Regions from separate parts of the Homo sapiens genome. Here region 2 is linked to region 1. Evidence: read pairs that join two places in POLR2A ChIA-PET (ENCODE). Cell type or tissue: B cell. All regions are shown on one strand. Each heading gives the region's core, and the rest is flanking DNA. Links, peaks and the distances in the headings are about the cores only.

Region 1 (4,530 bases), core at 163-4,162:
AATTCCTTATTGGCTCCCTTTCCTCCACATCTAGAATAGCACCTAGCAGTCCATGGGAACTTGATAAGTGTTTGGATGAATACATAAGCGAACAGATTTTGCTTTCCATATCTTCTAATACGTGGTTTGGGGGAGTATAGCACCATGTTAATTAGGCTGCTTAAAACTCCTGTGTGTTGGAAAACACCTATGTTTTGGTCTATAGAATAAATAGGGAGTGATTATTTTGTCCCACTCTTTCTGCCATCTCATAGAAACATAATCAAGTATTTCATTACTTGAAGAAGGTTGCTTACAACACATTTAACTGTATCTATATTTTGGGAATGTAATTTTTTTTTTTGAGACATGACCTCACTCTGTCACCCAGGGTGGAGTATGGTAGTGTGATCACAGCTCCCTGCAGCCTCGACCTCCTGGGCTTAAGCGATCCTCCCACCTCATCCTCCCGAGTAGCTGGGACTACAGGTGTGTACTACCATGCCTGGCTAAGTTTTTTTTTTTTTTTTTGGAGATAGAATCTCACTCTGTCACCCAGGCTGGAGTGCAGTGGCACAATCTCGGCTCACTGCAACCTCTGCCTCCCTGGTTCAAGCGATTCTCATGCCTTAGCCTCCTGAGTAGCTGGGATTACAGGCATTTGCCACCATGCCCGGCTAATTTTTGTATTTTTTGTAGAGATGGGGTTTTGCCATCTTGACCTGGCTGGTCTCAAACTCCTGGCCTCAAGTGATCTGCCTGCCTTGGCTTTCCAAAGTGCTGGGATTACAGGCATGTGCCACCACGCCTGGCCGTGCCTGGCTAAGTTTTAAATTTTTTTGTAGAGATAGGATTTCACTAGGTTGCCTAGGTTGTTGGTCTTGAACTCCTGGGCTCAAGCAATCCTCCCACCTTGGCCTCCCAAAGTGCTAGGATTACTTGCCAGCCTAGGAATGTAATTTTTAGCTAAATTTTGTCTAACAACACTATACCTAGGAGAAGCTTTGAGGAAAGCCACCTCTCCCTTAATCTATCAGCACCCTTTTCAACAATAACCTTAACTAAATAATAATAATATTCTTCAGCTGATGGTTTTCTGTATCATATGTGAAGTGGAAATAAAAGCATCTTTAGAAATCCTTACAGCTTATTGATCTCTTGCATATTGGCTTCAAGATAAGCCCCCAAGCCTCTCCATACAGATGGATACCCTGTAGTTGCTGCTGTACTAACATGTAGGAGCTGTCCTTTTTTTTTTTTTTTTTGGAGACAAGATCTCACCCTGTCACCCAGGCTGGAATGCAGTGGCACCATCTTGGCTCACCACAGCCTTGACCTCCTGGGCTTAGGTGATCCTACCACCTCAGCCTCCTGAGTAGCTGGGACTATAGCCGTGCACCATCACGCTCTGCTAATCTTTTGTATTTTTTTTGTAGAGACAGGGTTTTGTTGTGTTGCCCAGGCTGGTCTCGAACTCCTGGACTCAAGTGATCTGCCTGCTGTAGCCTCCCAAAGTGCTGGGATTATGGGCCTGAGCCACCCTGCCTGGCCTCTTGTCTCTTTTCTGACTTCATTTTACACCTCATAGTTTATAGCTAAGTAAGGCTGTAAGAGTTTTTTTTTCCTCATTCATTCCTTCACTTTCTTCCTTCTTCTGTGTCTGTCCCTCTCCTAGTAGTGCATGGCCCTTGTTTACAGAGCTCATTTCTGTCTCTGGACTCAGAATGCCCATGTGAGAGGGCAAGACTGTGTGACCAGTATTAAATTTAAGGCCCTTTTCTTTTACGTCTGTCCTTGACTTTTTTTTTTTAAACTTTTGAGATGGGGTTCCACCATGTTGCCCAGGCTCATCTCGAACTTGTGGGCTCAAGCAATCTGCCCACCTTGGCCTCCCAAGTGCTAGGATTACAGGTGTGAGCCACCACGCCTGGCCCCTTCTTGCCTTTTTAAAATTTTCTTTACCTCTCCTTGTCTGGTTACTTAGGTGTGAAACTCCTTTGAGCCATTTTGGTTTAGAATACCCTCTTCCTGTTTTTTCTCTTATTCTTTAATGTTTTAACTATGATCAGACTCTTGGTTCAGGGCCTTTTTCTTTTCCAGTGAACACGCTAACCATGGGAATAGAAATCACCCACATTCGGTCTGAGTCATGTCAGTGGGAATGTGGGAATTCGATCTGGGGCAGCCAGGTAGCCAGTCAGGTGGCGCTCCAGCCTGGAAGGCCATCTGTACTTTTGGGTTGTAGGCTAGCACACTTCAGGATTCTAAAAAGATGCTGTGTGGAAACTGTGTCTCAGGCCTCGAAAAGTTCCACGGAAAAACATCTCTTCTAGCTGCTTTGTGGTGAGATGCAGATCTAAATCAATACAACATTATTGAGTGCCACAAAACTAGTACTGTACAGGGAGAACCTGTTCTGTACGGGGAGAAAAAAATGAAGTGAAGACACTGTGGAAGGAAGTATGACCTATTTGAATGTAGTCACACGTTTCCTTCTCATTTAGCACATCCTCTTGTGTTCATTTTAGGTTTGGATTGAGGATTTAAGGACAGCCCCCAGCCCCATAGGTAGGGTATGGGTGTCACAAATCATTAAATGTGGAAGTACTATACTAGAGGGCAGTTTGAATTTGGGTAGCTCAGGTAGGTCGAAATGTATTTCTGTTTCCTATTTTTAGTTTAGAGAGACAGTTTAGAATCTGTCGTGATTTTTTTCCCTCCCTAGGTATTTTTGAGGCTCTAATAATTATAGGTTCTCTCCTAAGAAGCTTAGATGTAACATCTAAGCTCCCAAAGAAGATTGGCATTTGCATGTGCACATGCAAATGTTGGTGCATAATTTTTGGCCCCCAAGGTGCCTATGGGTTTCAGAGAGACAGTCCCTATTGTAGAGGAATGGTGAGTTTTCGGTAATTTTTGAGGCAAGGACGCTTTTTTTTTTTTTAAAGATGGAGTCTCGCTCTGTCGCCCAGGGTAGAGTACAGTGGCGCGATCTTGGCTCACTGCAACCTCTGCCTCCCGGGTTCAAGCAGTTCTTCTGTCTCAGCCTCCCGAGTAGCTGGGACTACAGACGCATGCCACCACACCTGGCTAATTTTTTTTTGTATGTTTACTAGAAACAGGGTTCTACCATATTGATCAGGCTGGTCTTGAACTCCTGACCTCAGGGGATCCACCCAAGGCAAGGACACTTTTAGTCTTGCTAAAAGTGCAAGGCTTTTGCAGCACATCTGAGAAGTGTGGGCTGTAAGAGTGGATTAACAGTAACCACTTGGCACCTGCTATTGGAAGTTGAGTCCTGCCCTGTTCCTCACTTGAGTGTTTTTTTTTGTCCTTGAGAAGGTTTGGGCTGGGGTGATGATTAATCAACAAGCACATACTCAGCTCTGTATGATATTTTGTTTCCTCTAGGCCTTTGTTCTGAAAACTCAAAATGCCGTTTTCTTGGACTTTCCTTAGGCACCTGACTTCTTAGGTCACATGCAGAGTGCACTCCGCGTGTGTAGTACCATGTCAGATGGTAGCACAGAAACATGTCAATGAGAACCAGGCTTTGTAAGATGAACAGATGGTACAGTTAAGAGGAATTGGGCGAAGGGTAGGAAAAGAACTATTGTTTATGAAGGGGTCGTTCTAGGCACCTTCTTCCTACCTAAGGAACGCCTGGATTGTGGTGTAGCACAGCCCTACCTGGGCTCCTCACACACCACTCGAGGGACCTCATGCTTGTTACGTATAAGACTTTTCCATATGTGTAATAGAGACAACTTGGATGATCTCTGGGGGCTTCTACACCCTAGACCCTTGTGTGATTTTGGTGCAGAAGTTTCAGTGGAGGAATGCCTTCCTTAGGTTTATAAGTTTTCAGTTGGCAAGATCCTGAGAATGAGGGTCAAAGTGGGCAGAAAAGAGAGCAGGATTTCAGGATTTTTTGTTTCTTTCTTGAGGCAGTGTCTTGCTCTGTGACTCAGGCTGGAGTGCAGTGGCACGATCTCGGCTCACCACAGCCTCAACCTCCTGGGCTTAGGTGATCCTCCCACCTCAGCCTCCCCAGTAGATGGGACCACAGGCATGCGCCACCACGCCCAGCTAATTTTTGTATTTTTTGTAGAGATAGGGTTTCACTATGTTGCCCAGGCTGGTCTTGAACTCCTGGGCTCAAGCAATCCTCCTGCCTTGGCCTCCCAAAATGCTGGGATTACATGAGTGCGCCACTGCACCTGGCCCCGAGAACAGGATTTTAGGTCGAGTTGTGTTCTCTTTGTTCGTGCCCTCTGGAAAGGTGCATTCTGTCTTTGTAGAAAGCTGTCTGCTTGTTCTGTTGAGTCCTCCAGGTGGCATGCACATCCTTGACCAGCAGCAGAGGAAGAATTTTTGTGTTGGGGATCTTAGTTATTGTTAGGAACAGGCTCTCGGAAATGCCTCTCGCCCTTGATTTTTGGGGATTTCTCAGCCTGGAATGTCCTGGCCAAGCTCTCCCCCAGCCTTGTTTTTCCATTTGGCAAGTCTACTTATTCTTCTCAAGTTGCCCCCATCCATTCATGGAGCTCT
Region 2 (4,530 bases), core at 300-4,299, 450 kb after region 1:
AGAATTGTATCAGCCCCTCATGCTTTCTTGACTATAACCTACTAACTTTTCTTTTCTCCCCATCTCACCTCCCTCATTCTCTTTCTAGGTACAATAAGCCATTTGTGAAATTTTCCCTGTTCAATAGCAAGTTTAAGCCAGAGCCTCCATCCTTTCCATCTCTGAATTCCCTATAGCCTCTGGGGCAGAGGGTACTTCATAATACTTGTTGAGTTGAATTGAGGTAGATGTCAAAGTGATCTGACCTCACTTTGCTCCCCTCTCAAGTGCCATATCCTTCCTTTTCCCTGCTCAGCCTTGACACACCTATCAAGCCATCCCTTTGCATGCTTAATTTGGTTCAGGAAAGGACAAGAGACCAAGTAAATTATCTTGAAGAGGAGTCTGTGTCTGCCTATGTTTAAGTAAATGCGCACACACACCTATCTTTCTGGCTCCTGCTGCCATTCTTTGTGTTGCGCTTAAAAATTGGGGGCCGGGTACGGTGGCTTACACCTGTAATCCGAGCATTTTGGGAGACTGAGGCAGAAGAATCACTTAAGGGCTGGAGTTCAAGACCAGCCTGGGCAACATAGGGAGACCCCTTCTCTACAAAAAGTTTTAAAATTAGCTGAGCATAATGGTATGTACCTATGTTCCCAGCTACTCTGGAGGCTGAGGTGGGAGGATCACTTGAGCCCAGGAGGTGTAGGCCGCAGTGAGCTGTAATCATGCTACTGCACTCCAGCCGGGACAACAGAATATGATCTTGTCTCAAAAAAAAAAAAAATGGGGAAATTATTTATTTAGTTATGCATTAGTGGTAGCTGTGGAGTTAGGCACACCTGGTAGGAACAGCATTGGAATGTATAATTCAAAATACACATGTATCTTTTTATTCACATGAATTCCATTTTATGTGTATGAAATCATCAAGATCAAAGTGAATATTAGATGAATATGAACTCTAGCTTATTGGACATTTAGAAGATAGAGTTTGATTAGTGTTGATTTTTTTTTATTTTAGATTTTAAAAACTTGTCTATGGGCCATACGTTAAGTACTCATAGTATCTCTGTGGAAGAGTTCTGATAAACTCTGGGATAGGCGATAGCCAGGCCCACATGTGGACTATAACTCCTGTAAAGTTACAGATAACAGAATTATATGGTCTAACATGCAGCTCACTTAGGCAGTCCTACCTTTCCAAATGTTTTCTTCAATGCCATATTCCCAGGGAAAATTGCTGCTGGGTAGTTGAAACTAGGTGCCTCACTGGACTTCTTCCTATTATTTGGGCAACTTGTAAAAGCTTACAAACTTTCTAGAAAGTAGCCCTGAAAACAGTTCCTTCGTTATGTTTTTAGCAATACCACAGAATACATGGTTCTATGTTATAGCTTAGAATTGCTACTACTCTTACAAAATTGGAACATAGAAAAGATGGACAAAAACCTAGTATAATGTATCATTATTTCCATTTCAAGATGGCGTTTTGAACTCATCTCTTTTCCTTCCCAAAATCCTAGTGAAATTATCATAGGAATATGAAGAAGCATTATTTATAGTCAGAAAACAGGGAGAAAGAAGCCAGAAACTTTAAAACATTTCAAAGAAAATGTGATACAGATGGGAATCAAATTGAAAAAAATGACTGACCACCTGATTCAACATAGATAAAGGCCATCTCTGTCGGTAAATTTAAATGGGTTAGATTCATTTGCACACCCCTGCAAGCTCCCAAATCAAGAACAGCAGAGATGGCCAGGCACGGTGGCTTACACTGGTAATCTCAGCACTTTGGGAGGCTAAGGCGTGTGGATCACCTGAGGTCAGGAGTTTGAGACCAGCCTGGCCAACATGGTGAAACCCCATCTCTACTAAAAATTAAAAAAAAAAAAAAAAAACTAGTCAGGTGTGGTGGCGGGCACCCATAATCCCAGCCACTTGGTAGGCTGAGGCAGGACAATCACTTGAACCCAGGAGGTGGAGGTTGCAGTGAGCCGAGATCGCACCACTGCACTCCAGCCTGGGTGACGAGAGTGAAACTCTGTCTCAAAAAAAAAAGAACAGCAGACATAAGGAAGAAGTGTTAGCTATGGGGTAGTTGGTGGACAAATCAAGGATTTGAGGAATTGCACTTATACCATATATAGAGAGAACAGTAGATTGAGAAGTAAAAATGAGTATTTATCAAGAACTTCCTGTGTTTAGACACTGTGCTTAAGTAAGTGTTTAAGTGTATACTGTCAAGAGGTAGTTGCTATAAACATCCTTAGTTTAGAGGAAACTAACTTACCCTCTTAACCACTGTGCTGTGGCCTCAGTGAACTCCTGCTAATAATTCTTTAAAACAATCCTATGAAATAGGTTAGTTTTATTTTCCCAATTTTAGAGCTGAGGCAAGAAGATATTAAGTAATTTGCCAAAGGGCCCACAACCAGTAGGTACAGTTTTACCGGTTAGAGAATGAGTAGATCTCCTTGTGTATTTGAATAGCTGCCATAATAAAGAAAGGGGAAATATCTTTTCTACCCACAGCTTCCTCCTTGTGTTTTTTTGTTTTTGGTGGGCTATTCAGGATCTCAGATCGAATCCCAATCTCAGAAAGACAGTTGACAAACCCTGGAGAGGTCAGCTGGGAACAAATGTAAAAGTCTCAGCAAAACGGTGTACTTCCTGTTTGAGGTCTGTCTTTCTGGTAGTTCAATCCCTGTATTTCACAACTAGTCTACAAAAATAAAACTACAAAAATATTTAATTTCCCCTCCCTCTGGGATTTAGAGATTTTACTTACACAGTGCGTTAGAAAACCTCTCTCAAATCCCAAAGACGAGTGATTTGGTATTAAATTCAGTGTTAACCCCCAAGTTCTTTGATTATTAGGTGGTGGTCTGTGCAAATTTTATGTGAGACTGGGCTAACTCTGTGACCTTTTTGGAATTTCAAAATAAACAAATGCATTATTTTAGTTCCTGGTTGAATCTTGGCTTTCTTTTCTTTATTACTGATACATAATAATTGCACATATTTATGGGCACAATAATTAATAATTGCACAATGTATAATGATCAAATCAGGGTATTTAGGATATCCATCACCTTCAGCATTTATCATTTCTTTGTATTGGGAACATTTCAAATCTTCTAATTATTTTGAAATATACAGTGTATTGTTGTTGACTATAGTCACCCTTCTGTGCTGTCAAACACTAGAACTTACTCCTTCTATCTAAGCATCTATTTGTTCTGTTAACCCATCTGTCTTCAATCCCACCCTCACCCCACCTTGAGTACACACATATACACCCTTCCCAGCCTCTGGTGACTGTTCTACTCTCTACCTCCGTAGGATCAACTTTTTTGGCTCCCACTTATGACTGAGAACATGCAATATTTGTCTTTTTGTTTGACTTTTTTTTTTTATTTTTTGAGACTGAGTCTTGCTCTGTCACCCAGGCTGGAGTACAGTGGCGTGATCTTGGCTCACTGCAACCTCTGCCTCCCGGGTTCCTGAGTAGCTGGGATTATAGGCACCTACCGCTACGTCCAGCTAATTTTTGTATTTTTAGTAGAGATGGGGTTTCACCATGTTGGCCAGGCTGGTCTCAAACTCCTGACCTCAAGTGATCCACCCACCTCAGCCTCCCAAAGTGCTGGGATTACAGGCATGAACCACCGCTCCTGGCCATCATTTTTTTTTTTTTTTTTTTTTTTTTTTTAGCTCTCACTTGTTGAACATCCAGTTCTTAGATTCTGTGTACTAAGTATCTATGTTGTACATCTCTGTAATTCAGAACTGTGGTTCTCAAGCTTTAGCATGCATAAGAATTGTCCATGGAACTTGATAAGCACCTAAATTTTGAGGCCCTACTCCCTAAGAGGTGATTCAGTGGTGTGGCATAGGGTCCATAATTTTTATTTTTACCCAAACTTCCCTGATGATTCTGATCCAGGTGGTCCTTGGACCACACTTTGAGAAGCACTTGAGTTAGGAAAGTAATTAACATTTATTGTTTACTATATATGTTATTAACATGGCAGTCTCTTCAATATGTATTTTTACATTTGATATTCATACTGTTGTGAGATTTTTATCCCAGTTTTACGTGTACTTATTATCCTTACAAAGTTTTTGTAACTTGTTACGAGTTTTAAGGATGGCAGTGCCCCTTAGGATAACAAATAAAGCATGATAAATAGACTACATTAACAGTAAAAACTTCTGTTCGTTCATCTAAAGACACAATAAAAGAAATGAAAAGGGAAGCCACAGACTGGGAGAAGATATTTGCAATGTGTGTGATGATAGAAGACTCATCCAGAATATGTAAAGAACCTTTGCAAATCAGTAAGAAAAAGACCTCACAGAAAAATAAGCCACAAACTTGAACAAATAGTTAACAAAAGAAAGGATATCCAAAAGCCAATACATGTATGAAAAAGTTTCCACTTCAATAGTCATTAGGAAGATGCAAATTAAAGTTCAATTTATACCCACCAGAATGGCTAAAATTAAGTAGACTGACTCTAATAAGTGCTGAGAAGAATG

What was found. ChIA-PET counts read pairs that join two places held together with the same protein. Peaks named below come from ENCODE experiments on the same cell type or tissue, not always from the same donor. Only the 100,000 strongest peaks of a DNase experiment are listed, where the experiment ranks them.
Region 2: POLR2A ChIA-PET joins it to region 1 with 5 read pairs; 2 of 35 experiments call an interaction of 5 or more read pairs at or near these places.

Annotation. Positions count from the first base shown.
Region 1 is chr9:112,784,891-112,789,420 of GRCh38, forward strand. All of the region lies in intron 1 of SNX30 (sorting nexin family member 30), which reads left to right. Among named protein-coding and RNA genes, the nearest start is that of SNX30, 36 kb to the left of the region's middle. In B cell, for the core only: no CTCF peak of the experiment used is centred there; a DNase peak (open chromatin) is centred at 2,471; H3K4me3 peaks cover 716 bases; H3K27ac peaks cover 1,396 bases.
Region 2 is chr9:113,230,809-113,235,338 of GRCh38, forward strand. All of the region lies in intron 1 of SLC31A1 (solute carrier family 31 member 1), which reads left to right. LOC107987119 (a long non-coding RNA gene) reads right to left here. Exons shown (of 3, transcript XR_007061737.1): 3 at 3,970-4,530. Among named protein-coding and RNA genes, the nearest start is that of SLC31A1, 12 kb to the left of the region's middle. In B cell, for the core only: no CTCF peak of the experiment used is centred there; a DNase peak (open chromatin) is centred at 2,293; H3K4me3 peaks cover 863 bases; H3K27ac peaks cover 1,362 bases.